Regions from separate parts of the Mus musculus genome. Here region 1 is linked to region 2. Evidence: chromatin loops called from intact Hi-C (ENCODE). Cell type or tissue: left cerebral cortex. All regions are shown on one strand. Each heading gives the region's core, and the rest is flanking DNA. Links, peaks and the distances in the headings are about the cores only. Region 1 overlaps Pomp (proteasome maturation protein). Region 2 overlaps Mtus2 (microtubule associated tumor suppressor candidate 2).

Region 1 (15,264 bases), core at 3,292-11,291, 360 kb after region 2:
CTTTTTACAGTCACTGTATCTGTCAACCCTTTGTGTTTGTCCTTGCAGGAAGTTCAGAAAAAGGCATCTCTCTTCAACCTGCAGGTGGAAATGAGTGCCTTAATTCCTGGTCTGGTGTCTACCTTCATGCTTTTAGCGAGCAGCGACAACCACGGACGGAAACTTCCCATGGTCCTGTCATCTCTTGGCTCTCTGGGTACCAACACTTGGCTGTGCATGATGTCCTACTTTGACCTTCCTCTCCAGCTTCTGATAGCATCCACCTTTATTGGCGCCCTCTTTGGGAATTACACCACGTTCTGGGGAGCTTGCTTCGCCTACATTGTGGATCAGCAGAAAGAATACAAGCATAGAATCATCCGCATAGCCATCCTGGATTTCATGCTTGGAGTCGTTACTGGGCTAACAGGCCTGTCATCTGGCTATTTTATCCGAGAACTGGGTTTTGTGTGGTCCTATTTCATAACTGCCATGGTTCTTATAGTCAACCTGGCCTACATTTTATTTTTCCTCAATGATCCCATAAAGGAGTCTTCATCTCAGATTGTGACTATGTCATGTATCGAAAGCCTTAAGGACCTATTTTACCGGACTTACATGCTTTTTAAAAATGGTTCCAGTAAGCGGCAGGCTTTGCTTTGTCTGCTGATTTTTACCCTTGTCATTTATTTCTTTGTGATAATCGGAATCTCCCCAATTTTTACACTTTATGAGCTGGGCCCTCCGCTCTGCTGGAATGAGGTTTACATAGGCTATGGTTCAGCTCTGGGCAGTGTCTCCTTTTTAAGTAGTTTCCTAGGCATCTGGCTATTTTCTTATTGTTTGAAGGATATTCACATTGCCTATATTGGCATTTTTACCACCATGGTGGGGATGACGCTGGCTGCCTTCACCAGGACCACTCTAATGATGTTTTTAGGTAAGTTACAAATGTGTCTGATTTTTATGGAAAATGAATTCAGTCTGTTAGAGGGAGGGGTTTACACTCAACACAAAGCTCTCTACGAACCCATTCTATTGCAAGTAAACAGCTAGCTTGCCAGAAGTCAACAATCAGACAGCCAGCTTTACCAAGTTATGACAAGTTCTCAGAACCAACAAGATTTTGCAAATTTGAATATTTGCCAAAAGTACGTTGAGAGACATTTTTTTTTGTGTGCGGTTCAGTCCCTGAGTGTAGCTTCCACTGAAATGAGTGATCCTTTGAATGCTACGTTGGGAAGGGTTATGGAGCTGTAATAGAGAATCTTGGTCCAAGTCAGTCGTCTCTACCATGAAGGTATCACATCCTTGTCCCTTGCCAGACAAACAGTTTGAAGAATAAGACTTGACTTCCTCCTATATCGCTGGGTGACCTTGGCATGTTTGTCCCTCTGAGCCCTTCCGCTGATGGGCACAGGAATGCTCCATTCAGAGGGTTTTACACTGAATCTTGGAGAACTAGAGAGCACTTAGCCCAGTGCCTTTTAGACAGTGGGAGCTATGCCCCTGTTTCATGAAGAGGGCCAAGACCATAGTTAGTCAACATATGCATGCAAATACTCTGGAAAATGTAAATATGTTATTTGCAAAAGAATATGCCATTATTTGGTGATATGACTAAAAAATGATTCTATAAGAAGCATAGTTTAAAGCTGCCTGTGATCTGGGCAGTGGTGGCACATGCCTTTAATCACAGCACTCGGGAGGCAGAGGCAGGCGGATTTCTGAGTACGATGCCAGCCTGGTACACAGAGTGAGTTCCAGGACAGCCAGGGCTACAAGAGAAACCATGTCTCAGGAAAAAAAAAAAAAAAAGAATAGAATTTGGGAGGCAGAGGTAGGAGTCAGGTGTACATGTGAGTTTGAGGGCAGTCTGGTCTACATAGTAAGTTCCAAATTAGTAAGGGCAGCATAGTAAGGGCAGCACACACACACTTTAATATATGTATAAAATTTAAGAGCAGAGGCAATTGTGTTCACAGTTTCCAGCCAAAAACTGAACCAACAGGACAATAAGGAGTCAGCTTACCTATAAAGGAATCTTTACAGTAAGGGGATAAAAGTCCCCAAAATGCCAAAATAAAACATATAAAATAAAAATAAAAAACACAGAAGAGGAGCTGCAGGGACGGCTCCTCAGTTAAGAGCAGGCACCGCCCTTCAGAGGACCTAAGTTCAGTTCCCAGGCTGAGGACCACCTGGTCCGGGGAATCTAGCACATTCGTCTGCTCACCTGGGCATATACATATACATGGGACACACACACACACACACACACACACACACACACACTAACAAAAATGAAAATAATATTTTTAAAATGAGTAAAAGCTAATTAGTAGTCAAAACTTGCTAAATAAGTTATTACATCATTAGAGAAATAGGCAGATGGGTCTCATCTGGACCATATGCGCAGACTGAACACACTTGTATGAAAATGTCCATGAATGCCATTTGTAGGACCAAACCCAGAATTCTAGAATAAAGCAAGCCTCAGATCTATTAGGTAAAACTGCAGTCAGCTGGATCTTCAGCCGCAGTGAGTCAGGGTGTTCCTAGGAGGAAGTGTCTAGGTGCAAGGACATCCCGACTTAGCCTGGTTTGACTGTATCATTTATTTCTCTCAGTCAGGATTCCGTTCATTTTCACCATCATGCCACTTTCCGTCCTGAGGTCCATGCTGTCAAAGGTGGTCCACTCGACTGAGCAAGGTGAGTTTGCTTTAAAGCCTGCAACAGATGTGCCAACTGCAGTCATTACAATTGATGCTCGAAGCCTCTTTCCGGCCAGGGCCTCCTTTTGAAGGAAGCACCCGGCTTTGTTAGAAGCCAGATTACACTCAGGTGGAGGGGCCCTGCTTGGGGACCCTGCTTTAGGAGGCTCCTCTGGCCTTGTCTCAGCCAGAAGAAGGAAGGAGACCTTGGAGCCAAGGGGTTTTCCCCACTGTGCACTTTCAGCCCCCCTACACTCCAGCTGCAGTGTGGCTCCTGGGGCCACTCTGGTTCATGTCCACTGAGTGCCTGGATGACCCTCTCCCATGGACTGTGCCAGCCCCCACCAAAGTGGGGACCAGTAGTGACTCCTCATAGGCAGGCCTGCCCTGACCTTGCTGTACAAAGTTGTTGGCACCTCGTTGCGAATGATCCTTCTGAGCCAGACCTTGAGGGGAAGTCAAACGGAGCAGGCTGCAGTCGTTGGACAGCTCGCTCGCTGCTGTCTAGTTTCTAAATGGAACTCTTGAAAAGCCTGGGAATTCCATCATTGCATCTGGCCTTCCCTAGTAGAAAGACACAGCATACTTTATCCTTTGTGGGTTTTTCTTTTAGCTAAGAAACAGTGGCGTACATATGAAAAGTTCAGTCAAACTTACTATTTTGCACACTGACCAAAAAAATCCATGAAAATAGTTAAACCAACTTTAAGCTGTATGATATCTGCATATAATTTATACATAACCTTAGGCTTTCTTCATCTCTGTAATATCATGATGATCTGTAATATCTAAGATGATACAAATATTTAAATAGTAATTTTACTGTTTACTGCTTAGAGAATAATGACAAGAAAAAGCTGTCTTGTGTGTTTAGAGCCTAACTGTAGATTTGATGGGTAGTTGGCAGAACCTTCAGATGTTGAAGCCCATGTATATGGAGGGCCATCTATGCTTAGAAGGTGATCGTAACCTTCAGTTACATTCTCGCCTTGGGCCCCAGAAATGCTTTCTTCTGGGCTTTAACCTGAGACCAAGTTGGAAACTCAAAGCTGGTTCAAGCCCAGGGAATTCCATGCAATGTCATACAGAGGATGGGCCGTGTAGAGGCAGCCAGAGAGGGGCCCCAGACAGAGGGGCCCAGAGAAGACACACCATAGCCCAGGGCTGCTTCTTTTTTTTTTTTTTTTCTTTGAGACAGGGTTTCTCTGTATAGCTCTGGCTGTCCTGGAACTCACTTTGTAGACCAGGCTGGCCTTGAACTCAGAAATCCGCCTGCCTCTGCCTCCCGAGTGCTGGGATTAAAAGCATGCGCCACCACGCCCAGCCCAGTGCTGCTTCTTTCCCTTGACCGAGTGCAAGGTGGCCAGCAGGGAAGGCCCCAGTGGCAGACGGGAGCACAGAAGACGGGAGCTGTGGGGGTGCAGGTAGAGAATTACCACACAGGGTAGAGAAGGAAAGCAGTAAGTGGGTGCTGGTGTCTGCGGCACTGTCCTCCCTCAGTATTCTAGGACTGTCATCAGACTTGGGTACTTTTTGTGTCTTGTATTTGAGCCTTGAACGAGTGTTCTTACAGAGTATCAGTGAAACCGCTCCTCCTAGCGCACATGCGTTTGTGTCTGTTTAGTCAATGCTAGGGAAAACGGCATACTTCACTCAGGTTTAAAACATGATGATCGGTTCTTGGCTGCCTGTAAACTGAAGCTTCGTCTCCCTCGAAGGTCTTCATAGACTGTGTTGTGATGGAGCTTGTCTTGGGGTTCTATTGCTGTGAAGAGACACCGTAACCACGCAACTCTTACACATAAAATGTTTAATTGGGACCGGCTTACAGTTTCAGAGGTTCAGTCCATTGTCATCACGGTGGGGACAAGGCAGTGTCCAGGCAGACATGGTGCTGGAGGAGGAGCTGGGAGTTCCACATCTTGAGCAGAAGGGAGCCTGGCAGAGACTCTCATTCCACATTGGGTGGAGACTGAGCACTAGGACACCTCAGAGCTGGCTGACACAGTGACACACTTTCTCCCACAAGGCCACACCTATTTCCAAGGAGGCCACACCCACTAGTGCCACATCCCATGGGCCAAGCATATTCAAACCACCACAGTTATCTAGAGAGCACTTAGGAACAGAAAATTCTATAAAGATGCCATGGACAAACAGACCTGCGTTCATGACTTCCACAGTGGTTCCTCTGATGGGACACCAAAGGAATAACAACAAAAGAAAATAATTTAGTTAAGGGGCCGAGAGATGGCTCAGTGGTTGAGAGCACTGGCTGCTCTTGTCAGATCTGGATTCTGTCTCAGCACCCAAATGGTGACTCAGAACCATCTGTAAACGCCAGTTCCAGGGGATCTAACACCTTCTTCTGGCTTCCATAGGCACCAGGCATGCATGTGGTACATACACAGCCACAGGCCAAACATTAATATACATAAATAAATCTAAAAGGAATAATTATAATAATTATCTTGTTTCTATGCCTAAACTAAGAAGTATTTTAGATAGTGGCCAGATTTCAATATCTTAATATAGTCCCAATGCTTTATTTCTTTTTTTTAAAAAAAGGTTACTTTGTGAAAATATAATGAATTTTAGAGTGATCAAGAGAGAGAGGACAGACCACAGAGGCCACCAGGTGCAACCACTGTCTGCTAGCTGAAATCTGAGTGTTCAGAGGCCAGGGCACAGCTCAGTGGGAAAGGACATGTCTGAAAAACCAGAAGGGAGAGAAAAATAGCTTTTTGGTAATGTTTCTGAAAATTCCTGTGTTTTTAAGTCTTCTGACTTATAGTTGCTGTCTTGCTTTGGGGACACGCACAAACTCACAGTGAGTAGAAATCAGGATACAATAAGATGGTTCTGACTTCTGAGTGGCTTGATTTTCTTTATTTATTATTATTTTTTTACTTACTTACTTTATTTATTTATTTATTTTGAGACAGGGTTTCTCTGTGTAGTCCTGGAACTCATTCTGTAGACCAGGCTGGCCTGGAACTCAGAAATCTGCCTGCCTCTGCCTCCCAAGTGCTGGGATTAAAGGCATGCGCCACCACTGCCCGGCTATAATTATTTTTAAAGATTCATTTATTTTATGTACATGGGATGTTTTATCTGATACACATCTATCTGACACCAAAGAAGTCATCTGATCCTATGAGACTACAGTTGTAGATGGTTGTGAGCCACCACGTGGGTGCTGGGAATTGAACTCAGGACCCCCAGAAGAGCAGCTAGTGCTTTTGACTGAGCCATCACTCCAGCCCACTTGATTTTTTTTTTTTTTTTAACGTCTATACTCACTCTGGATGTATTTGTTCCAGCTTATTCAACACACTGGATTGCCCAGTGAGAGAGGTCAAGCAACAAATCAACACTATTCTGTAATAGTGTACTGCAGTAGACAGACAGCACCCAGCCTGACCTATTTACCTTAAGAGAATGGATAGACTTCCTTGTGTCTCAGAATCAGCACTGCACAGTCAGGGTTTTGTGCTATAGTGCTATTCCCAGGAGTAGCAAGAAACACAAACAAAATACCGTAACTAAGCAAGTAGGAAAGCCAGTTAAACCAACTCTGTGCATCACCATAAACCACGAGGGCAGTACATCTATCTACATGCTACTGGCTGACTGGTGAGCAGAGTCCAGAGGTAAGCCTTTGTTTGCTTACTTAACCCGTTTATCAATTGGCTACCATGCACCAGGACAGCTGGGCCCCCGAGGACCTCACAGAAGCAGAACAGATGTGTGCGTGGAGTTGACAGAGCTGGAACTCAGACCGGAGATACGTAAATGTCCACACAGGAGTTGTTATCTGTGGCTAGATGTCTGTCTAACGTGAAGGGTTAGCTTGAGGCTGGGTTGGAGACACTCCAGCCTCCAAATGAGTCAGCAGCTGGTACCTGTGTCAGCTTTCCCCTGTAGACATCGGAGCTCAGCTATTTGGGGTTTTCAACATCTCTCCCAACAGGTTCACAGGGAGCGCCTTGGCTCAGAGGGTTCATCTGCAAATCGCATCGGTGACCTTGGGGGATGGGGGCATGGAGCTGTTGTTGAGTCAGGCTCTCAAGAAGGACCTTGAGTTTCTGATCCCGAGCACCACAGGAGTGTGTGCCACCACCCCTGGCTTGTGCTGCGCTGGCTTCTTTCGAGCTAGCACAAGCGCTCTGACACCCGAGTCACATCCCCAGCACCTTCTCAAGGATATTGAGGGGATGGCTTTTGTTCGCCAAGGCATCGCCTGTTGCTGTTTTCAGTGAACAAGTTCTCTCCGTTCCCTTTTTGACTGTTCTGTAACTGCCTTTTCCTCTCCTTTCTCCCTCCACGCCTCTGCCCCAAACAGGTGCGTTGTTTGCTTGTATAGCTTTCTTAGAAACGCTGGCTGGGGTCACTTCGACCTCTGCGTACAGTGGGATTTACTCAGCCACTGTTGCCTGGTACCCTGGCTTCATCTTCCTGCTGTCCGCTGGCCTCCTGGTCCTCCCAGCCATCAGTCTATGGTAGGTAGCTCTCGTTCCATCAAAGGGCGATCGGGTTGAATGAATCGTCTACCTCTACCAGCAAAGTGACACAGGCTCTTGACATTTGGCTTCAGAGGATGCTTTTCTCAAGAATTATCGGTCATGAATACACCTGTCGATAACTTGAGAACTTAAAATGAGATAGTGCCACTGGCTGTTGAGAACTAGTTGGGGGTGGTGGCCTTAGGTCACAGACATAGAGGAGTCATTTTATGGGACTCTAAGATTCCACGGCAAAACAACTGAGTATCTTGGGAGTGTAGGAGAGAGGAAAAATCTCAAGGAGTTTATTAATTTTCAGAACACTATATGTAACAAATCAGTGGGGTTCAAGATGCCAGGATAAACCTGCTACATAGAACTTGAGCAATTTATTAAAAGCCACATGTGGGCGGGAAAGACAGAATCTTGGTAACTTATGTATCTCTTAACCCATTCCAAATTCTTGTTTTTGCAGCTGCGTCAAGAGCATTGGCTGGGAAGAGGGAAGCTACACACTCCTCGTCCACGAAGAACCCAGTGAGCACACATCAGACTAGTGACAGTCGGCAGCAATGCACACGTCCCTATGCAGTGAGCACACATCAGACTAGTGACAGTCGGCAGCAATGCACACGTCCCTATGCAGTGAGCACACATCAGACTAGTGACAGTCGGCAGTAATGCACATGTCCCTATGCAGTGAGCACACATCAGACTAGTGACAGTCGGCAGCAATGCACACGTCCCTCTGCGCAACTCCTGAAGAATATAAACTCCACAATCGCATTTCATCAGCAATCCACAGGACAAAACCCTGTCTCCTAACCCAAGTGAGTCGGGAGGAAGGCACCCAGCTCTGCTGCTTCTTGGGACCACCCAGCAGCACACTGTGTTCTACAGAGAACAGGCCCAGCACCTACCATGCTCACTTCTCCATGGACCAGAGAAACCCCGTGAAGAGCCGAGGAAGGCTTGTGAACCTTGTTAAAACTTAAAAGCAATAACTTCACTGGCATGCTCCAGTCTCCCATGTGATTGAGGAGTTCTGACCTCAGTCTCTCCGTCTGCACAATGGGCTTGCTGGCCTCTCAGGGATTTTGAAGACATAATGAGGAATTTTTATTCAGAATAATCACTGTTGAAATAATGTTTCAGGCATTTCTAGTTCTTCCCATACTTGACTGATGTTTTAAGAGCCTGTTAAGGCTCTACTAATGGAATGAAAAGTCCTTGAACAGAAGTACCTTTTAAAATATGTGGTTTTCATTTTTCCTAGTATTTTATTCACTGACAAGCCTGACAATGTTTTTATGTGTAATGAAGGGAGTGAGTAGAACATCAGATTATAAATACAATTGTCTTAAACTTTAAAACTGAGCTGACAGCTCAGTGTGGTATAAAGGCACACCTTATAGCCTGTGCTCACCCTGTGGCATGGCAGAAGGCTGTCATAGTCCACAGACCCTGGCTGGGCTTCTGCCTCTGATCTTTCTTCCCTTCCCCCCTTCTCGGGCTCCACACTGTACGGAGAAGGATGTTTTTAAAACACAGATCTTATCTTTTCCAGCAACTGTTGCTCATAGGGGAATAAGCGGGCAAGCATGTGACCCCACTCCACGTTACACACCCCCATACCCATACCTAGATCCATCCTTGTCCCCCAAATACTACCTCCTCTCCTGTTTACACTTTCAACTCGTCCCTCCTCTCGTGTTTTCGTAAAACTGTCTCAGCCAAAAATCCCTGCTTTCCCTGTGTGCCCAGGGTTCTTGACATGTAGCCTGCCCGCCAAGTCTCAGCAGGGCTTCCACAGTCCTTTGTATAAACAAGAATTCCACCCAGCATTTTCCAATGTATTTTTAAAGAGATTTTTAAGTGTGCGCCTGCCCTGTCTCCTAAACCAAGTGTGCTCTGCGGGAGCTCCACAGAGGATCTGTGCACCATTTGCACGCAGTGCTCATGGAGGCCAGAAGAGGGTGCTACACTTCCTGGAACTGGAGTTCCAGATGGTCGTGAGCTGCCTCGTGGGGATGGGAGCTGGACCCAGGTCCTCTGCAAGAGGAGCCAGTGCTCTAACCACTGAGCCATCTCTCCAGCCCAAGACCATATTTCTTTCTTTCCTGGTAGGTCTCCTTGAGGACAGGGACAGTCTCTGCTCATTGCATGCTTGGTAAATGTCTGCAGAACTAAATGTGAAGGCTACAATTTCTTTATTTTCATTTGCAAGAACTGTTTAAATTCCAACCCTAATGATTTGTGAAGTAACCGCTCCTCTCCGGTTCCTAAGCTAAACCTGCAAACAGATGGAAGTGTTGGCCCGTGCACCATTCAAGCCAATTCATCTTGTTTCCATCCTTTGTTCCCATGCAGGTGCATTTGTTTGTACCTGTGTAAGACAACTGCGGCTGCTGATGCTCAATCACTACCCACCTTAGCTTCTTAAGAATGGTTGTCCTTGCTCTGGGGCTCTGCAAGGAGCCTGGGCTGGCTGGCCAACTGGGACACACCAACACAGCTGGCTTTTCAGATGGTGCCTGAGGGACTGGAAACAGGGCTTTCTGTTTGCAAGGCAAGCACTTTACCTGGCTGCCTCCCCGGGCCCTTTACCAGACTTCTCCATTTTCATACGTAATGATAAAGATGCCGTGACTTTTCTATAATCTGGGAAAAACCACTTATGTTTACAAAGCTCGTTCCTTATCAACGTATGGCATTGCTAGTGACCCTGTAAAGTGGCTCTTCATTTCCCACGTGACAGGCGAGGAAGGTGAGCCTCAGGAACTCGAGGCTGGACTCTGGCCTTTCTATAGTATCAGTATATGCAGACGGACTGGACACAGTGGCACAGCACTTGCATACCAGATGCCAGGCCCTGAATTAGATCCCAATACGGCAAAGCAACGGCAAGCATGCACTATACTGCCTGTCCTCACCTGAACAGCCTACAGTGGCTGCCATTGAGACTAGACAGGATGGTCTTACAGTGGAGGGGCAATAGACAGCTTCTTGGCTGAGCAGAAACCTACTTGAGTGGCCTATATTTTGAGGGTCTCAACTGCTGGCCCAGTGAGTGTGGCTGTCTCATGTCCTCAAAGTTTGCGTCACGAGAGAGGAACATGTTCCAGGATGATCGCACAAGCACCATGTCCTTTCTTCTTGTTCTATACACCCATCTCTTCATCATTTCAACTCAATGGCTTAGTCACCCGTGCTCAGAGTCCACAAACAGTATCTTGTCTTGAAACCCAGTCAGAGGACTTTATTACAGGGTATTGCAGCAACTGCTTCAGTTTATTTTCAGCTATTGCTGTTAGCCTTTGACTTTGCCTAATTAAATTAAGTATCACAGACATTATGTCTTGAAGGAAAAAACCTAGCATGACAGAGTTAGATACTACCCGCAGTTTCAGAAATCCATTGGAGGTCCCAGAACAGGTCTCCATGGACCAAGGGGCTGATAACAAGGGCTGGCTGCCTTGTGGTCAGTGTTCTAAAGAGACGGCTGGATATTAGAACCCAGAGATGCCAGTGTGTCAGGGGGTAGGGAGACATGGTGGTTGTGCGGTCATCCTGGAACTATTCATGGGTGTATAACAGGAATATTCTCATAACTTAAAAACATTTCTGTACCTTGATACATAACTTAAAACCAAGTGACCTGTACCTTCCTTCCACAGAACACTGATAAGCTAACAGGTGAGATAAAACTTTGAACCACAATCATTCAAGCTTCATGCCCCGGCTGCTATACCTAACTTCTCACATAAAAAAGGCCAAACTCTGCAAACTTAAACTTCTCAACTTGTAAGAATACTTGGCTATAACCCTTAAAGTGCGAGTAGCATTCTACCGAGCAACACTAAGGCTCTGCGCCGGATGCTGCTACCAAACCCAACCACACACATGATTCTCAAGGTAACTCCCGGGGACTTTATTGCGTTTTTATAACATTTATAAGACACACATTTTCAGAATTTGAGCTTTGCTATAACCTCAGAACCACCTCTAGGCTCTCAACTGACCCACAACCCAAAACCAAGCCTCAAATGCTTCCACATGGCCCAGTGATCCTCTCTGTACTTTACTGCTGTGAACATCAGACTGTAGCAGGCAACTATGCTGAGCACACTCGTCGTTCCTCCCTGCGCGGGCCCCTTATTACAGCAAGCCCAGCTTATGTTCCACCATCACGTGGGGCTCACCCATCAGTTCACTTTGTGATGGATCTGGAAAGAAACAGAAAGAAGCGCTATCAGTGGGCATTCAGACACAGAGGGGAACGCAGGAGTCATCATATCAGGATCTGTGATCATCTGAACCAACCCAGTGTGACAACAAGCAGGCTGGCTAGGGCTGGAGCTGGAACTGACTGCAAAGGGGCCAAGAGGCCAAGGGAAGTTGGGGTGGGCGGTAAAACAAGTTTGTATCTTGCTTGAAGGGACCCAACTACATACACTTCCCACAGCAATACATGCAGGCAAAACACCAATGCACATAAAAATAAACCTAGAAAGAAAGAGAGAGAGAGAGAAAGACAGACAGACAGACAGACCCTCTTCCAAGGTTCTGATGCTCCCCATGGTGCCTCACCTAACCGAGGACAATCTAAGCCGTAAAAACATTTTATCTTTCCCATTTTCCGTTCCATCACATACACACACAGAGAAATCAGAATTCCAAAGCACAAACACCTTAAAACCCAGCACCTGGAGTTTAGACTGGAAACACTGCTCTGGACTGTGGTAACACGAAAGCCGCCATCAAGTCCTGGCAATGGAAGAGAGCTTCCAGGCCAAGTCTCACCCTCGCAACACTGACCGAGCCGAACGTGCCAAACCCGTACGGTCTGCACAAAGCCAAGACCAAGGAAACAGGCGAGCAAAGCAGGCTTGGGAAAGCAAAGAGCCAGCGTGGCTGGTGTGCTGTTGTGACCACAGAGTGCGCTCACTCGTTAACGTTCTTTCCATTCCAGCTCTTAAAGATCCAACTTTCGAAGAGTGTGTCATCACCCTTACCAAAACAGGAAGCACACAGCAAGGCGGCAAGTTAGGAGATGTGCAGTGAGCTCCCAGGACACAGGACAAGCCCTGCCTCAACCTGCAACTCACTCTCTCACTCCCTTACCGTAAGTAAGGAGGTGGGAGACCCTGAAATGTCCAGTGTAACTTTACTAGTGCACTTACTCAATTACCGTAAGTATGGAGGTGGGAGAGCCCTGAAAAGTGCAGTGTGATTTAGCTGATGCTCTCGTAAAATGTGCAGAGAAAGCGAACGCTGCCTGAGATCACACTGCAATCTGGGCAGCGGGTAGAGGAGCAATGAGTGTGCAGGTCACTCAGTGAGGAACAAGGAAGACGGACGACAAGGAAGGTCTCCACAGTGAATTAATGCAGCAAAGAGGGAGAGACCCACTCTGGGTAGCCATGGTAGTCCTCAGCTACACCATCTATGCACACAAAGCTCCCAACCAAGGGGTGCTACTCATGTGCACTGTAGCAGTCTCACGGCAGTGGACATCAGCCCTCTCAACAGGGGAACTCTGCAGCTAATTTCTACCCCAGAGAGATGCACAACAGAGAGAGCTCATTTCATGATTGTCTGAGACATGAGACTAGATCAGATCTGCTCAGCCTAAGCTGACTCAATGGTGCACTCCGAGTGAGCATCCAGTGCCTGTCTGTGGGCTGCAGGTTCTGCTCTATCTGGCCAGTCTGTCTGTCTGTGGGCCGCAGGTTCTGCTCTATGTGGTCTGTCTGTCTGTCTGTGCTCTGCAGGTTTTGCTCTATCTGGCCAGTCTGTCTGTCTGTGGGCTGCAGGTTCTGCTCTGTCTGGCCTGTCTGGCTCTCAACCTCACCTTACTCCATGCCATTTCTTACTGGTCCCCACCACTCTAGGACCCAAGTCCTCACAGACTGTGTGAGTCTTGAAACAAGCACCACTGAGCCACGTTACTGCACACCCGAGTCTTACACAAACAGTGCAGACAGACAATGGCCTCTGTGCTCAACACACACACACACACACACACACACACACACACACACACAATGAAAGCCTGTTTGCCGTGCCCGACTGTGGTGGTTACACCTGCAGCAGTCCCCAAAGGCAGAGATGGCCACAATAAGCAGCTTTAATGCCTGATTTAGGGCTGAGGAGCCCTGGATACAGAGTCCTCCTTTCCGGAACAAAAATTGGACAAATACACAAGTGTCACCTGCCCTCTGCACACCACAGGAAGTGCAGTTCAGGGACCAGGGACCACAGAATGCAGGCATCTGTCTATCTGCCATCAGGAGTCTCCCATCTCTCCCACCATCCACAAACCTGCAGCACGCTACCTTGTCGGCTTGCTCGTCGGGCAGCCCCTCTCAAGCCTTAGCCAACAGACCCGAGTCTAAGGTTTCTCTGGCTGTAGACAGTCTTCCTCGGACTTGAACTGAGCTTATCTATCATATCCTGAGGGCACTTGACTCTCCCAACCCAACAAGACTCATTCCTCGCCCGCCCAGTTAAAGTCCACCTCCTCTATCTGAGGGCAAATCTAAGGTTCACAGTTTGTATTCACAGCCTTGCCCAGTGCCTTAATATGAGACCGAATTGATGCTCACAATCTTCTTTTTTTTTTTAAACACGTAAGTTCTGAAGACTTTGATATGCGTCAACTATATATATAATAGTCTGAGCAAGCTCAGCAATTCCAAGTTTCCCGCATTCATGAAGTCCCCTCAGGGAACAGTGGCTCACAAACGCTGTGGACCTGGAAGCACACATCACCATGGATCTCCAGATGTACAGAGCAGACTTCAGTTTCAATAAGCACAACACAGAATGAATGGATGACTGTTAAACTGACTGAAATGCCAGATCTCAGGACAACGAGCCAGCTTTACTTACAATAATTACCATTAAATCTATGTTAGGGCTGTGAGTGACTACGAGTGACTTCTGTGATGTCCCTGGGACAGACGCAGCGGGCTGATGTCACCTTGTATAGTAAGTATAGTGTTCCACAGTGCTGAGTGCCACTCACCATTAAGAATATCCTCAAAACCAATGGTCTCATCGTTGCCCCTCAAAATATCCAGTGAGAGGTTTGAGCTCGGGAGAAACGGGAGACGGTGAACCTGGGGAGAAGGGAAGAGAGAGCTGCAGAAGGCTCAGGGAGGCCAACCATGCACTTCGCTCTTTATTTGAAGAATGTATACAACTAAGTAAAACTGTCATTCAGCCAGTGGGAAATAAGAACTCACGTCTTAGGGACAGACCGGGTTTTAAAGTGCACTGATGATGGCGCTGGCGCTGGCACCATAACTTTACCCAGCACATCTGCCAGTGCTTACTACCACCACCTAACCCACCAGGCCCACCTGCGCTTGGGAGCTGCTTCTGTTTGGGGAAACGATAGCACGATGAAAAGCCCACCCCGAGCCCACCTTGCTCCAGCTCAGGGAGACCAAGTTCCAACAGGACCTGGCGAGTAAAGAGTCACTCTCCTCAGCCAAGGACACTGTTGCTGCTCTGCAATGCTTAGCACAGAGGTAAAAAAGGTAACCCTTCCAAACGCAGTGCTAACCGGAAATGCAGACCAAACTCACTCAGGAGGCCTTTAAAGTTACAGTGTCACTGCAGCCAATGTCATGCAATAGACAGGTGTGGACTGGAAACCAAGTGAAACACGGGAAAGGGGCACAGGCTGTGCAGACAGAAACATCTGGAAACATTCATCGTCTGACGATCACAGACCCAGTCATGTGGCTCAGTACAAGTTACCCACCTCAAAGCCCGTGCACAGACAGGGTGGCCACTGCCACTCGAGCTGCAGATCACTTTATACTTTACCAAGAGTTAGGTGGTCAGCAGCAAGTGACACCAAGACGGAAACTAATCCCGTGGTCAGTGTCTGCAGAGGCAGTTACGGGAGACCTCCCCCACTACTCAGTGAGGGGACCCATTCTCAGTTGCCAACAGCCTACGTTATTTAGTCTTTACAATGTGAAAAAAACTTCTCCAGCTGTCATTCAAAACCGAAAAAGGAAGCATGGAGAAGAGAGAAGGAGGAAGACA
Region 2 (15,264 bases), core at 4,893-12,892:
TTCCATGGAACTGGAGTTATGGGGCTATGAGCCTTCATGTGGGCACTGGAAAGTGAACCCAGGTCCTCTGTAAGAGCAATGAGTGCTCTTAACTGCTGAGCCATCTCTCCAACCCAAGAACAAATGTCTGTATTCATGGCTAATCTCATAGAGTCAACTTTACCCATTGATACATCATAGCAGTCAGTCAGTCTACACCCCACTGCCTCCTGGCACAGCCCAGCCTCCCAACTGTTTTCTTACTCAGGATATTGGGTTTCTGTCTTCCCTCCCATCTGACTCTACCCAGCCAGGTCTCTCTTCCTTCAGGCTGCCCTTTTCCAGGAGGTGTTGCCAATCATTTAGAGTGTGCCCTCGGTTGGGGGGAATCTGCTTTCTGCTCGCATGCTATGGTTTGACTTAATCTCAGGAATGAGGTCTTCGTGACACGTGGCCTGTGAGGGGCCACGGCGGGGACTCAGTCTTTTCCAGAAGCTGTGGCAGGTGAAAAATGCTGGCTGGTGGTTTTAAGGGCACCGGCACTATCCACCTGACTTCATGTCCTGCATCTCTGAGCAAGCACCCCAGGAGCCCAAATAACAGTGTTCCGGAGTCTAATTTTCCACTGTTTCTACTTCCGTGTATGGTGTCTCTCTGATGGATGCAGAGATCAGGTCTCTTCCTTTTGCTCCTTTCCTCTGAGCACATCCCCATACCTACCCAACTTATTTCCCAAACATCTCTCCACCCACCCACCAACACCCCCCATCTCCACATCCCACATCTCCATGCTCCCATCTCCACACCCCATCTCTACGCTCCCCATCTCCATACCCCTACTTGGGTCCAGGCCCTGCACCTGCAGTCATGCAGACTTCTGCCATGGGTCCCTTCTGGGTTCTGTCAGATGCTGTCCTGATGCATGGTTGCTCAGGGCACCCTGCACTCAGAGGCTTCTCTTTTGTTCTTAGCATCCAGCCTCCCTGTTGGGATTCAGACCCTGGACAAACAGCTTTTCTCTCCCACTCTTTCCCACCCCCACCCTGCCTCCCACCCATGGCGACTTCCCTGGCCTCCTTGCTTGGAACCAGAGAACCCACCTGAGAGCTGCTTCCCAATAGCCCTGCCTTTATAGGCTCCAATCTGGCTTGAACTGGCTCATTTCATTGTCGGAGAGGACCTATCACTTCCCATCCTGGTGCATGTTCTAAGGCCGGCCCTGCTTCCTCGACCCCCCACTCTCCAGCCCAGGGCTCCACCTACCTTCCTAAGGTGCTTTCCCATTCCACAGAGCTGCCACAACCCTTCCCACTGTAGTGGGTTGGTTTTTTTCTTTGCCTTGACCTCCTGGCAATGCTTCTCCAGGACCCCTTTCTCCCCACTCTGCACATAGACCACTGCCCAGAGAGAGCCACGCTCCCCAATATTGCTTTTCACACTGGCACCTGTGACCTGATCAACACCCTCTGGAGAGGGCGCAAAGGGTGGCCTGGTGGCTCTGTGCTGTATCAGCCCTGAATAGTTTCAGCTCAGAGCAGGAACTGGACGGAGTTGGGATAGACAGTCATCTCTATGGAACGGCAGTATTTCAAGCCATTTCCCTGTGTTATCTTGAGCTTCCCTCATAATGGACTAATTTTACAGACAAAGGGCATCGAAACAGAAGATGCTGTGTGCTGTTGAGAAGGCCTGACTGAGCTGGGTTTCTGCTCTTCCATCCTGTACTTTCTCTACCGGGTCTCTTCTTACACTCCCGGACTAAGTTTCAGTCCCGGTTCTGATCACTAGACGGCTGCAGAATGTCACGGAGAACACAGACCCTAGTGTTAGCATCCCTGCCTCAGCTCCAAACCCTGTTCCAGTTATTTTAGCCAAAGGAACTCATTTGTCTAAGTAAGGCAGTGACCGTGACCAGGGCAGGTCACGTGTGTATGATTAGCACCTGCCCAGAGACTGGGATGGACAGAGCAAGCTCATGGTATGTGCTGCACGCATTGCAGTATTTACCTACATGGTGTCAAATCCTTCCTGTTTGCAGAGCTAGGGGATTTAACTCTCTGCACCTTTCCCTTGTCACAATTACAGATGTCACCTCCATTGTGTCCAGGCTCCTCTGTTGCCCTATAATTACTTCCTGCTGCTGCTCTCTGCTTTCTGCCCCTGGGTACGGGCTCCCCCTGAATCTGGACAGCATCCCAGATGCCTGTCCTTTTAGGACTCCAGTTACATTTCACTGGCTGCTGAAAGGACTCTCCAGCCACAGAGGCTAATTTGGGATTGTTCCACACTCCCTCTTTTCTTCACCAATTCTCTCAAAAATCAATGTTGATTTTTCTGGAAGAGCCTACAGACACAGAGGGTCACAGTTCTTCCCCAGCATGGGGAAGCTATTTGTTAACACGTAAACTCCATTTGTTCCTTCCTCATTGGTGAAGGTTGAGTGTTCATGAACTCATTTCCTCACATACATTCTCTCTAGGAGAATAAGTAAGCCATCAGACACGGAAGCTAATGAGGACATCACGTCACAACTCGCTGGATCAGAGCAACCTGCGGAGGGATGGATGCGGGTGCAGGAATCCCCTTCCTCCTGGGAAATCTGCACCTTGAAACTGCTCTCTACAAAGATGAAGCCAGTGTAAGACACGTCAGTTCAGATAGCAAGACAAACTCACCACAGCAGGAGTGCATTCACACCTTGGAAACCATCATCTGCCAACTGAGAGTAAGGAGTGTCTAGTGTCAGGGTCTTGTTGGTCATTCTGATGCCAACATGCCAGAAGCTGGAGGCTGTCCCTCCAAAGGGGTACCACAAGAGAGGTTGGGGTTCTGCTGCTATTCTTCCTTATAAGGATCAGTGAAGGTGGGTGCTGGAGACTCAGGTGGCTCAGAAGTTAAGAGTTAAGAGCGCCACTGGTTAGAGCACCCTTGTAAAGAATGCAGGTTCAATTCCCAGCACCTTACAATGGTCTATGGCTTCTGTTCCAGGGAATCTGACGCCCTCTTCTGGCTTCCTCAAGCACTACATGCACATGGCTCACAGAAATACATGCAGGCAAATACTTATATACACAAGAAATAGTGGGGCAGAGGGAACAGAGGAGAGCTAGATGCCACTTCCCAACTGTGCATCCACAGTTACACCAGCGCCTCTGGGCACTGGCTTCTCTTCGGCCATCTGGAAGACCCTCTCACGCTTTTAGCTGTCTGTCCCAGCTCTGAGGCCTCATGTGCTAGAACCCAGTCAACACTCTGCATCCAGTTCTGCAAGTTCAAAGCAATCGACACCATGTCAAATAAATGATCTATTCAAAGTATTTGTAACATGTAGTGACACTAAGGTCCTATAAGAATCTGGGGTCAACCGCTGGTTTTTGGCAAAGCAAGAAGCAGACTATTTTTATTGTGCAGACCAGTGGTCCTCAACCTTCCTAATGCCGTGACCCCTTAATACGGTTCCTCATGTTGTGGTGACCCCCAATCATAAAACTATTTTCATTGTTACTTCGTAACTGTAAACTTGATACTGTTATGAGTCGTACGTGTCTGATATGCAGGATATCAGACAAGTGGCCTCTGTGGCAGGGTGATTCAACCCCAAAGGGGTTATGACGCACAGGTTGGGAACTTATTTAGTCCATGATTCCACTCATTTGTTCCTCCACACTGTACTATGCAGGAATAAGCTGCAACAAATCCTCTAGCCGAACTAGGTGGACTACAGAAGACACTACCTCTTGTCCCTTTTACAAGGTTTTCTCAGTCAGCAGGCAAATCTTAAGGTTTCCTATCAAGCATGGACTTGTCTCCCCTTTCTTTTGCAAATGATTCTTTTCCTGAACATTCCTCATTATGGACTTGGGCCTCCTCACTATTCTAGTCACCATAAGACTGAAATCATCTCATGGACTTCATGAGGAGGAACTGTGTCTGGCTGCAGAGGGAGAGGGAAAACTCTAAGCCTCTCCCACTAACACTCCCTAGCAACAGTAGCCTGTGGCCGTCCATGTTGGCACTAAGTGTGGTGGTTTGAATATGCTTGACCCATGGGAAGCAGCACTATTAGGAAGTGTGGCCTTACTGGAGGAGGCATGGCCTTATCGAAGGAGGCGTGACCTTATTGGAGGAGATATGGCCTTATTGAAGGAGGTATGGCCTCACTGGAGGAGGTGTGGCCTTATTGGAGGAGGTGTGACCTTATTGGAAGAGGTGTGGCCTTACTGGAGGAGGCATGGCCTTATCGAAGGAGGTGTGACCTTATTGGAGGAGGTATGGCCTTACTGGAGGAGGTGTGGCCTTATTGGAGGAGGTGTGACCTTATTGGAGGAGGTATGGCCTTATTGAAGGAGGTGTGGCCTTACTGGAGGAGGTGTGGCCTTATTGGAGGAGGTGTGACCTTATTGGAAGAGGTGTGGCCTTACTGGAGGAGGCATGGCCTTATCGAAGGAGGTGTGACCTTATTGGAGGAGGTATGGCCTTATTGAAGGAGGTGTGGCCTTACTGGAGGAGGTGTGGCCTTATTGGAGGAGGTGTGACCTTATTGGAAGAGGTGTGGCCTTACTGGAGGAGGTGTGGCCTTACTGGAGGAGGTGTGACCTTATTGGAAGAGGTGTGGCCTTACTGGAGGAGGCATGGCCTTATCGAAGGAGGTGTGACCTTATTGGAGGAGGTATGGCCTTACTGGAGGAGGTGTGGCCTTATTGGAGGAAGTGTGACCTTATTGGAGGAGGTATGGCCTTATTGAAGGAGGTGTGGCCTTACTGGAGGAGGTGTGGCCTTATTGGAGGAGGTGTGACCTTATTGGAAGAGGTGTGGCCTTATTGAAGGAGGTGTGGCCTTACTGGAGGAGGTGTGACCTTATTGGAAGAGGTGTGGCCTTATTGAAGGAGGTGTGGCCTTACTGGAGGAGGTGTGACCTTATTGAAAGAGGTGTGGCCTTACTGGAGGAGGCATGGCCTTACTGGAGGGGCGTGGCCTTATTGGAGGAGGCATGACCTTGTTGGAGGGATTGTGACCTTATTGGAGGAGATATGGACTTACTGGAGGGGGCGTGGCCTTGCTGGAGGAGGCATGGTCCTGTTAGAGGAAGTCTGTCACTGTGGGTGGGTTTTGAGGTCTTCTCCTAAGCTCCACCCAGTGTGGAAGAGAGCCTCCTCTTGGCTGCTTTCAGATCAAGATGCAGAACTGTTGGGTTCTCCAGCACCATGTCTGCCTACATGCTGCCATGCTTCTGGTCATGAATGAACTGAACCTCTGAAACTGTAAGCCAGCCCCAGTTAAATGCTATTCTTTATAAGAGTTGCCTTAGTCATGGTGTCTCTTCACAGCAATGCAAACCTAACTAAGACACAAAGATTACATACCTCATTTTCCCAAACTGCCTGCTGACTTTCCCATCAGCTCCCTGCATTCCAAGTCCCAGCTTTTTATTTTTTTAGACTTGGTTCTTCACCAATATCCATTTTCACTTTTAATTCCACACTCATGTTCTCCAGCAACTCTGTGTGTGTGTGTGTGTGTGTGTGTGTGATGCTGGAGTTAGAATTCATGGGTTTGCACATGCTCAGCAAATCTCTACCACCGAGGTTTATTCAGTCTCTCTTACTATCATTTTTTTTTCTAAACCCTTAGTTTCTTCAAAACAACAAAGTGTATTATGACCATCCCAGATCCTTGGTATCTCAAGATTTTTTTTTTCAGAAGAATTCATTAAATCTCGATGGTTTTGAAGACCCCAGATTAGGACAGTTCCCTGCTCCCTGCTCAAACCTTATTCCCCTTTCTTCTCAGATACCCCAATTTCCTTTTCTCTTCATGGATAGAAGGGAGTTCTCCTTGGCTGCTCTCTCTTTCTTTTTTTAAAGATCAAAAAGTATTTTAAATCCTGAGCCTGTAGGTGTGTCTGTGAATGGGTTTGTGCATGTGAGTGCAGTGCCCATGGAGGCCAGAAGAGGGCGCTAGATTCCCTAGAACTGACAGAGTTGTGAGCCACCTGATGTAGGTGCTGGGAACTGAGCTCAAGGTCTGTGCAAGAGTGGAACATGTTCTCAAGCACTGGGCCATCTCCCCATACCCAAGCATCTCTCTTGCTTAGCACAGAAAACACAATCTCTTTAGCATTCTGCAAGCCAAAATGCTATACCAAGTCAGACTGCTGGTGTCTATGCAGGAGTCTGGCACTCTGCAAAGTCATAGGTACTTTAGTTCTGACTATCATCAGGATGTTCACTATTCTCTCCAAATCACAGTCACTTGCCTCAGTCCCAGGGTCTGATAGTCTGCAAGTGTCACCGTGGGGGTGGGCTTTGAGGTCCTATGCTCAAGCTCCATCCAGTGCAGCAAAGAGCCTCCTCCTATTGGCCTGCAGAAGAGAGTCTCCTTCTGAAGGATTAAGATGTAGAATTCTCTGGTCCTTCAGCCCCAAGTCTTCCTGCACAATGCCATGCTCCTGCCGTGATGATAATGGACTGACCCTCTGAACCTGTAAGCCAGCCCCAATTAAGTGTTGTCCTTTAAAATTGTTGACTTGGTCATGGTGTCTGTTCACAGTAATAAAACCCTAAGACAAGCCGGGCAGTGGTGGTGCACGCCTTTAATCCCAGCACTTGGGAGGCAGAGGTAGGTGGATTTCTGAGTTCGAGGCCAGCCTGGTCTACAAAGTGAGTTCCAGGACAGCCAGGGCTACACAGAGAAACCCTGTCTCAAAAAACAAAACAAAACAAAACAAAACAAAACAAAACAAAACAAAACAAAACAAAACACCCTAAGACACCTGTTTACTGGCTTCAGTCAAGTAAAAGCCTCCTCCCCCATGGTTGCCTGTCACGTAGCAGCATCCCTGGCTTCCTGCTTACCTTCCAGCATTGCAGGGGGAGTTGGATGAGGAGCTCCGTGAGTGTTACGTGGGGTTGTGCCTTTCTTAAAAGAGACGCTGTGTCATTTCAATTTTATCACTCTGAGACCTAGCAGGCATTTGATAAATGCACAATGACTAAAATAATACACAGGACATGATTTGATGAAAAGGTAGCCAAGTTATCCATAAGCCAGGGATCGAAATACCTTCATCATGAAGATTACACAAAATAATATTCATACACATTACAAAGGGCAGAGCTGTGAGCCCAGTACACACTGGGGCTTCTGGTTCCCTTCCCCTGTGCACAGGAGACACGTTTAAAAGCAGAGTACCTAGTTTGGAGCAGCATGGCTCTGGGTCTACACTAACTGAACATTATGTATGTACACAGGTCCCTGGAGCTCAGTAGAGCCAGCCTGCAATACCAGCAGCCAGCTTCACGCCTTCTCCGAGTTCTTGGAGAATGGACAATTTCTCATTGAAGTGCTGAGTTGTGTCCTGACAGTCTTCCTGGCTTTAAGGCATTTGCTCTAGTTAGGTTCCTGTTGTTGTGATAAACGCCCACCAAACCCAGCACGGGATGAATGGAAAGGATTTACTTGGCTTACACATCCACATCACAGTCCGTCACCAAGGAAAGCCAAGGCAGGAACTAAATCAGAGGCCACGGGGAAATGCTGTCCAATGGTTTGCTTTCTCTAAGCTTACTCAGCTACCTTCTTTATAGATCCCAGGATCATCTGCCTAGGGATGGCACCCCTCGCAGTGGGCTGGGCCTCTCGTATCAATTGGCAATTAAGAAAATGTTCCCCATACCTGCCCACAGGCCAATCTGATGGTGGAGACCCCTCAATTGGGACTCTCTCCTCCTAGGTTTATCTAGGCTTGTATAAAGTGGACAAAAGCTGTGACATCAGCTTAGTGTCAACCTGTGTACCTAGGTAAATGATCAAATGACAATGTATGAAATTCTTGAAGACTTAAAAATATATTAAATTATATATTTATTCTGCCTCTTCTTTAATAGTGCTAGCATAGTATATCTTTCTCACCCATTTACTGATTTTTATGTTTAAATTGAGGTTCTTGCAGTTACCATATAGTTGGATTCATTAAATAACTTCTGACTACCCGTGTCTTTTGGGGTTCAAGCTATTCTCATTTAAAGTGGTTATTGATATAGCTGAATTAACCTCTTTGGCCTGTCTTCCATCTCTTGCCTTTTTTCTCTCCGGATACTGGATTTACAGGTGTGGGTCATCTGATTGCAGGTTTGTGCAATATATAACTGCTTTCACAAAGTGACCCCTAGGTGAACGGCATGTGATGCCCATATATCTTGCTGTCTTAGTGATTTGATTATCAGGATCAAGAAGAAAGAAGAAAAGATCTGTGTGTTTCCTATTTGAAACTTAGTTACAATTAAGTTTGTGGAATAAGCAGGTCTGTGTCCCACGGTCAGTGACTATAGAGAAAACACTCTCTTGCTCTCTATAATTCCTCTGACGAAAAGGTAACACTGATGAGACTTTTCAGAGCACAGACGTTCAGTTGCAGACAGTGCCCACTAGGTGGTGCCGTTGCTGCGTCTCTCAGGCTTAGTTCTGAATGGACAGCTTAGTTCTGCTGCCAGCTTTTAAGGAGCCAGGGAAACTTAGTAACTCTTTCCACTTCTATGACACAGGTAGGACACAGGCCTCCTGTATTGCTGCACCAGGCAGTCATCAGTTTGCCCGCGTGGACCACTTCACTAAAAGCTCCCACAATGCTCTCTGCCATTGTCAGCATGGATGTCAGACAGGCCAACCAAACTAGAAGTACTCACATTCCGAATCTTTCAGGGTTTGGCTACTTGGGGCAAATTAAAGAATGAGAAGATAATGGCTGTTAACAAGGTGGAAGGTGCAAAGCATTGTGGTGCCAGATCCAGGGACCCACAAGCATCTGGCTGCTTCTGCTTCCATGGGGAACACACATGGGGTTGTGGCGGGGGAGAGGGAGGGAGGAGCCCCTGGAACGGGATGTCCTTCCGCTGGTGGAATACACCTTCTCTCTTGCCTTCAGAGTGGGCTCATCTGATGAAGCCCTAATTTAAAATCCCACTGCCCGGAACAGCGAGAGCTAGCAAACACTTGCTTGGGGAAAGATTCCTCCATCTTCTCCCCTTTGCTCGACTGAAGACTGGAGAGAGGAGCAGGTGCTGTGAGGCCTTAATGAAGACACAAGGGAGGTTCCTCCAAGAGGAGCCAGCCGTCCTCACCGAGGGGTGTTGTGCTTTCAAACAGCGCCCAAGGTGAGAACTGTATTCTGAAGTTAGCAATGATTCACCAAGAGCTTGGAAAAAGGGAGAGGATCCCTCTACCTGGGAGGCAGACAAGTCTGCTCGGCTTCCCTCTACACTCATCCCAGATCTTGTGGCTCTCCGACCCCTGCACACCCCCGCCCCATTCCCAACGACTCCTCAGAACACTGTATCTCACTTGGTCTGTTTTAAGGGCAACGGGACAAAATGGCCTTAGGGCATTTCCGGCGAGCATCAGGTGTAACTATCCAGCTTTTAATTACTACCTCACTGTTTGTGATTATGTTTTCTCTGCCCCCTGTCTCACGTACAGGGAAGCACGGGGAGGGCTGGTAGGGGAAGGGACATTAATATACGGTGCAAAGACTGTTGGCTCCACTTTGTTCTCATTATGTTGTCCTTAGAGACCTGCATTTCCCTCAGTTTCCCCAAATGTCACACAAGGATGATAGCTATAACAGCTGGAAGAATTCGGTGAGGGTTGGAACAATATCTCCAGACTCTCAGGCATTGACCGTCAGTCAGTCAACAGGGGCTCAGCTGTTATCTGTGAGCCCTGCCTACTTTCAAAATTTCCAAGTCGCCCATGGACCCTTTCACATGGCAGAGGCAGTAGCCCAAGAGCCTCCGCTGTTTCAGGTGAAATATATTAAAAACAACATACAAATCTGGGCTGGAGAGATAGCTCAGTGGTTAAGAGCACTAACTGCTCTTCTAGAGGTCCTGAGTTCAGTTCCCTGCACCCACATGGTGGCTCACAACCATCTGTAATGGGATCTGATGCCCTCTTCTGGCAGTGGAGCGTACATGCAGATAGAGCACTCATACACAAATAAATAAATCTTTAAAAAATACACAAAACTAGTAGAGTAGAATACTAATAAATTTTAAATATAACTATGGGGATTTAAGTTTTTGTTTCTTCCTCTCTTTTGTATTTAGAGTTCGTTTTCACTGCAGTTGATACAGAATGCACGAGAGAAAAAATCTTAAAGAGAGAAAAACAAGAGTCTGTTTCCATAATAAAAGACAGTAAATGCAATGACATTATTATATTCTTTGGAACTAGCTTAGAGGAAAATGAGTTATGGTTGGTGATGTGTATATAGAAAGATAAAGAGGTAGGGGATATGTTCTATGGGACTGTGGTGAGGTGTGGGGGAAGGAGGTGTCCCATGCTGAGGCATCCCTTCCCCCTGAGGAACCAGCCACATGGCGGTATAGTATAGAATAGAGTTTATTCAGGTCATAGGGAGGGGAGCTAAGAGGGAAGTAGAGGTAGAGAAAGGCAGAGAGAGGGAGAGAGAGTAGGGAAGTAGAGGCAGGCCATAGCCATGAGCACATGGAGAGAGAGGGAAAGGAATGGGAAGAGAGGGGGAGCAAGAGAGGGAGGAGGGGGCAAGCAGCCCCTTTTATAGTGAGTCAGGCCTGCCTGGCTGTTGCCAGGTAACAGTGGGGTGGAGCTAACAGTTGAGCTTTGCTGCAGACTGGGGAACTATGGGGCACTGTGGGGAGGTGGAGGATCCTTTGTGATGGCAAAGGCCTAGAGGTATTGTGGTTCCCCTGAGGCAGACCGTGGGGCCTCAAAAACCCTTTTCTTTCTCCTTTTGCTCCCTGGCTTGTGACATGAACGTTTTCTTCTCTGGTATACATCTCAGAATTGCCTCAGGTATTCAGTAATAACAAACATGGAAGACCCACAGAGACACTTCACTGGCATCAAGTCCCACGCCTTTTCTGCCTAATCTATAAGAACTAACAAGCAAAACTCACAGTCTACCACCACATTTGGAGCTAACTATAAAAGAAAAACAAATACTAAGATATTGAGTCAATATAATGCATTGTATTAAAAATAAAATGGAAGCCAGGTGTGGTGGCGCACGCCTTTAATCCCAGCACTTGGGAAGAAGAGGCAGGCGGATTTCTGAGTTCGAGGCCAGCCTGGTCTACAGAGTGAGTTCCAGGACATACAGGGCTATACAGAAAAACCAAACCAACCAACCAACCAAACAAACAAATAAAATGGAAATAAACAAGGCCACATGTTTAAGAATGTGAAGCATTCTGTGTTGTCAAGGACCACTGTCTATGCTATTTCATGAACTTACCACCAGAGGGTGATACAGGGTAGCATTTGGATGAACAACAAGCAAAGGATTCCAGCTTGTCAGTGAGACCCTGGGAAGTGAGCCCAGGAGGGTCACACTCATCACCACATCCCTGGAGGTTTGCAACCATGGCCTTTTGGGTTTTTTTTTTTTTTTTTTGCTTTTTTTCTCCCCTTTGTTGGAAGGCCTGCTTTGCCTGTTGAGGAACATGACTGGCTGCAAGGACAGAGCTGTTAGGTCAGGCAGGTGTGAGGCTATGTTGGCACCTAAGCGTGGCGTTTCAGAATCCCTGGGCTCTGGGCTGAGGCTGTCAGAGCTGACAATTTTCACCATTATTCTACCAGGACAGGGAGTCTATCTGAGCTCCGATGTTCCCAGTGATGAGCTGAATTTCCAGTATGCCCTTCAAGATACATTCAACACTCAGGAAAAATTGACTACAGCAACTGAACTCACTAGACCAGCCAAACCACCGTTGTATATAAAGAGACAGTATCCCTTTTTCATAACGATAGGGGATGGAAATATTTCCTTTTTTGCTTTAGAACTGGGAATGTTTTTATAGTGTACATGAGTTTTCTTCGGGATGGGATCCAAGTCTGAACATGAGATGCATTTGAGATTCTTCACTCTCTAAGCATAAGATAGAGGTAAGTTTATACAATGTTTTAAAGGTGCAGCCAGTCTTAGAAGCTCCAGTGTGGGATTTCACACTTGTGCCCTGTCAGTCCTCAAAAGGTTTCAGGTGTTGGAACATTTCATATTTCAAACATCAAACCAGGGACATATGACCTGTGTAATGAGAGCTAAGTGGCCAGGATTAGTGTCCACTGCCCGCACGTCATACATGTCTAATCCCTACTGAGAGCAGGACCCATAAAGTGGTTTTCCTTGCTCTCACAGAAGACCATTCCTAAGTATTCCCGTGACGTGCCTTTACCCATCAATTCACTACATCCGCACGATGACCTTACAAAGAAGCAGCATCTGTCCTATCAGAAGTGGAGAGGTGCCCAGAGGCATGCAGCAGGAAGGCCACACACATCAGGGATAACGGCACACACACACACACACACACACACACCTTTGCTGCTCAGCAGGCTATGGGCTATATGGGGATAGCCCTACTGGGCTTCTAACTGAACAGCCTTGTGCGTGCCATGGAAGAAAGCAACTTGTGGTCAGCAAAGAGTTTTTCTGAGGCAGAGAACTGCAAAACTATGCGGGTGGAGCCTTAATTCTGGCACATCGGCTTCTTACCTGCTATGGTATCATAAGGTTTAACTTTTCAAAGAATCCACCAGTGCCCTGGGATGTGATCCTAGGAAACAATCATCAAGGCTTTGGTGCCACACTGAGGAGGCCACGTGGGCCATAGGCAGGTAGTGTCACAGTGTAACTATAACTACCCAGCTCAGCAAAGAGGAGCCTAGGCAGGTAGTGTCACAGTGTAACTGTAGCTCAAGGTTCAGCACACACCTTATTTCCTTTTCTATTGAAGATTTGACAGTCCATGAAAAGTCTGTATACAACCAAAGGGAAACTATCCACTCCTTCTGTAGGACAAGCATCCTAGAAGTGTCATGGTTTTGAGACACGAAATCTCAAAGATGCATTTGTAACTTTTATCTTTCGTATAGGAATAGACTGTAGATACTTGTTAACTCTTTGTTGACACCAATACCACCAGTCCAAAACATGGGGAATCTAAATTGATCATTCGTTGCTGGTGTGACAGTTCTTAGTTTCGGAAGAGGCTGGAATCTTGGTACAAATGAATTTGAGCAGCTATCCATGTAGCTGGCCACCCCCCCAAAACAACAGATCGGCAGGTGACTGTGCTAACAGCTTTCAGCAAACAAACAAACAAAAAGACTGAGAGAACAACGAGCAGGTTGGGTTTCTGCACACGAGGGCAGGGAGAGGACAGAAGGGCACAGAACCCCCGTACAGTGCAGCTCAGGTGACCAAGGAAGAAATGCTGTACACCGTGGAACTTAATGTCCTGTTTTACTGACCTGAAATTAGCTAGAGAGGTAGGCACTTCCCCTTCTTCCTGGGGAGGCACTGATACGGTACTTTTACATCTTCCTGTTTCTAGGCACCACGAGGCCAACAAACAACAAACGGGAGCTCAGAGCGCTCACCGGTTGGGTTGCTAGGGTTTGAGTGTGGCTGATCCTCCAAAACCTCCCACTGAAATGTGATAGCCCAGGTACTGCGGAAGGGGGGCCTCGGAAAAAGAATTCATGTCTGCCTCCATTCCCATAGAGTAGTTCCTGAGAGAGCCAGTCAGCATAAGACATTTCACTCGCCTGCCTGCCCAATCACCCACCCCGTTCCCTGTCTTCCACACCCCCCACCCCCAAGGATGGCATCATTTTCAAATCTCCAAAGTAAACCCTCCCTCTCACCCTCGGACACAACCTTCGCATCCAGCAGACGCCAGCCCTCCAGTGACAAGGAACCAGCATTCTGCATTTCTAGAGAAGCAGTGATCCGGAGAGCGCCCTCTAGAGCCCATGCTGAAGGGCTCAGAGGAGGATGCCCCTCAGGCCTGCCTGGGTAAATTTCCCCTCAGCAGCAATGTCTGCTCTTCAAGTCCTCTGTATTTCTTCTTCCTTTTGCGGCCCACCTTTCTCTTTGGTAATCAAGGTGACTTATTCTTCTTTTTAGACTAGTTTTTTTTTTTTTTCCCGGCGAGGTCTGGGCTCCTGGAATATTCTAGAATGCTGCAGGAGATTCCACAGGACCAACACGCCTCCACTCTAGCCCCAAACCCTAATACCACACACACTTCCCAACGCCCATCGTTAGTTCAAGCACCCGTAAACATTCACAGACACAGCCTCACCTTTCCAAAGAAATGCTTAGTAGAGACAGCCAGGGCGTCGAAGCCTTGGATGGCTTTCTTCAGCTCCCTTCGAGCCAGACCCAGCTGCCTGGCCTGCCACTCACACCTGTCCCGCAGTCGCTGGGCCAGCTGCCGCTCCGCCTCCCGGGCCTGCAGGTCAGGCTTGGGTGGGAACTCATTTCGAGGAGCTGAGGTCCTCTGCTTTGGGTACCCTGTGAAGAAAGGAAGGGAGTCACTGGGGGTATTCCGTTCAACTGCATTCTGTCACGGAAGCTCCCCACGCCCATGGGACAGGGAAGGGACTGCCCCTGGTTAGTCATTTTAAGTATTAAACAGACAAAATAGGCAGGGACTTAAATTATTTATTTTGTTTACACAGTTTCAAGTGCCAAGTTTATGCTTAGAAAACAGTAACAAACACACCACCAAATTTCTTTCAGCTTCCATTTCTTTAAGGCCTGCTTGGAAAGTTTTTCTTTCTTTCTTGTTCCTTAGAGGGATTTAAACAATTTATAAACATTATTATGAAAACCTTGTAAATAAAAGCATCGGACAGCAAAAGCAGCCAGACCCACAGCCTGCTTCCTCATAATGAACTTACAGTTAGAGTCGGCATTGGAGGAGGACGCTGTCGGGTTTCACATTACATTTTATACTTTCTTTATTGAATCTATTTTATGTCCTTACCACCCTGAAATGTCTACTGGGAAATCAATCGAGAATCAGCTCTTGTAGAAGTCGGGCTTCAGCGAGCATGGCGGCTCCTCCCTTAGTATCAGAGAATCATGCTGCAAGTCCCTCCCTGCCCTTTCCTGCTCCTCTCATGACCTTGTTCTTCACCGTCAAGGTCAAGTGATAACATCTATTTCTGGGGCTTAGTTCCCATTGCACCAATGTCTTGGGGCCCCCAATGTGACTTCATATCATGCCCACAGCCACCAATCTGGTCTGAGGCTCCCACCGGCATCCAGCTTCTAATCTTCATTACATAGCGAGTAGAGTGATCTTTCCAGAGTTGTGAGGTGGTTCACCACCTGTGGGAAGTCACCCTCTGTTCCCATTGCTGTGTAAAAGAAACTGTCCTTCCCCACACTACTCACAAGGCTCCAGTGAGGCACATGGGAGGCGACATAGCTCACTTGATGAACCGGAAGGTAGC

The links. Peaks named below come from ENCODE experiments on the same cell type or tissue, not always from the same donor. Only the 100,000 strongest peaks of a DNase experiment are listed, where the experiment ranks them.
Region 1: it touches region 2 in a loop (3-fold over the local background); 3 of 42 quality-filtered maps call a loop at or near these places.

Annotation. Positions count from the first base shown.
Region 1 is chr5:147,871,626-147,886,889 of GRCm38, reverse strand. It overlaps Pomp (proteasome maturation protein), which reads right to left. Exons shown (of 6, transcript NM_025624.3): 5 at 14,231-14,324; 6 at 11,106-11,426. The coding sequence ends at 11,359. It overlaps Slc46a3 (solute carrier family 46, member 3), which reads left to right. Exons shown (of 6, transcript NM_027872.4): 3 at 49-919; 4 at 2,610-2,693; 5 at 7,041-7,197; 6 at 7,676-10,993. The coding sequence ends at 7,757. Among named protein-coding and RNA genes, the nearest start is that of Slc46a3, 16 kb to the left of the region's middle. In left cerebral cortex, for the core only: a CTCF peak has its summit at 9,164 (motif pointing right); a DNase peak (open chromatin) is centred at 6,585.
Region 2 is chr5:148,235,319-148,250,582 of GRCm38, reverse strand. Mtus2 (microtubule associated tumor suppressor candidate 2) reads right to left here. Exons shown (of 15, transcript NM_001359503.1): 7 at 14,106-14,317. Among named protein-coding and RNA genes, the nearest start is that of Gm46928, 93 kb to the right of the region's middle. In left cerebral cortex, for the core only: CTCF peaks have their summits at 5,920 (motif pointing right), 8,405 (motif pointing right), 9,942 (motif pointing left) and 11,247 (motif pointing right); DNase peaks (open chromatin) are centred at 7,290, 8,414, 11,267 and 11,622.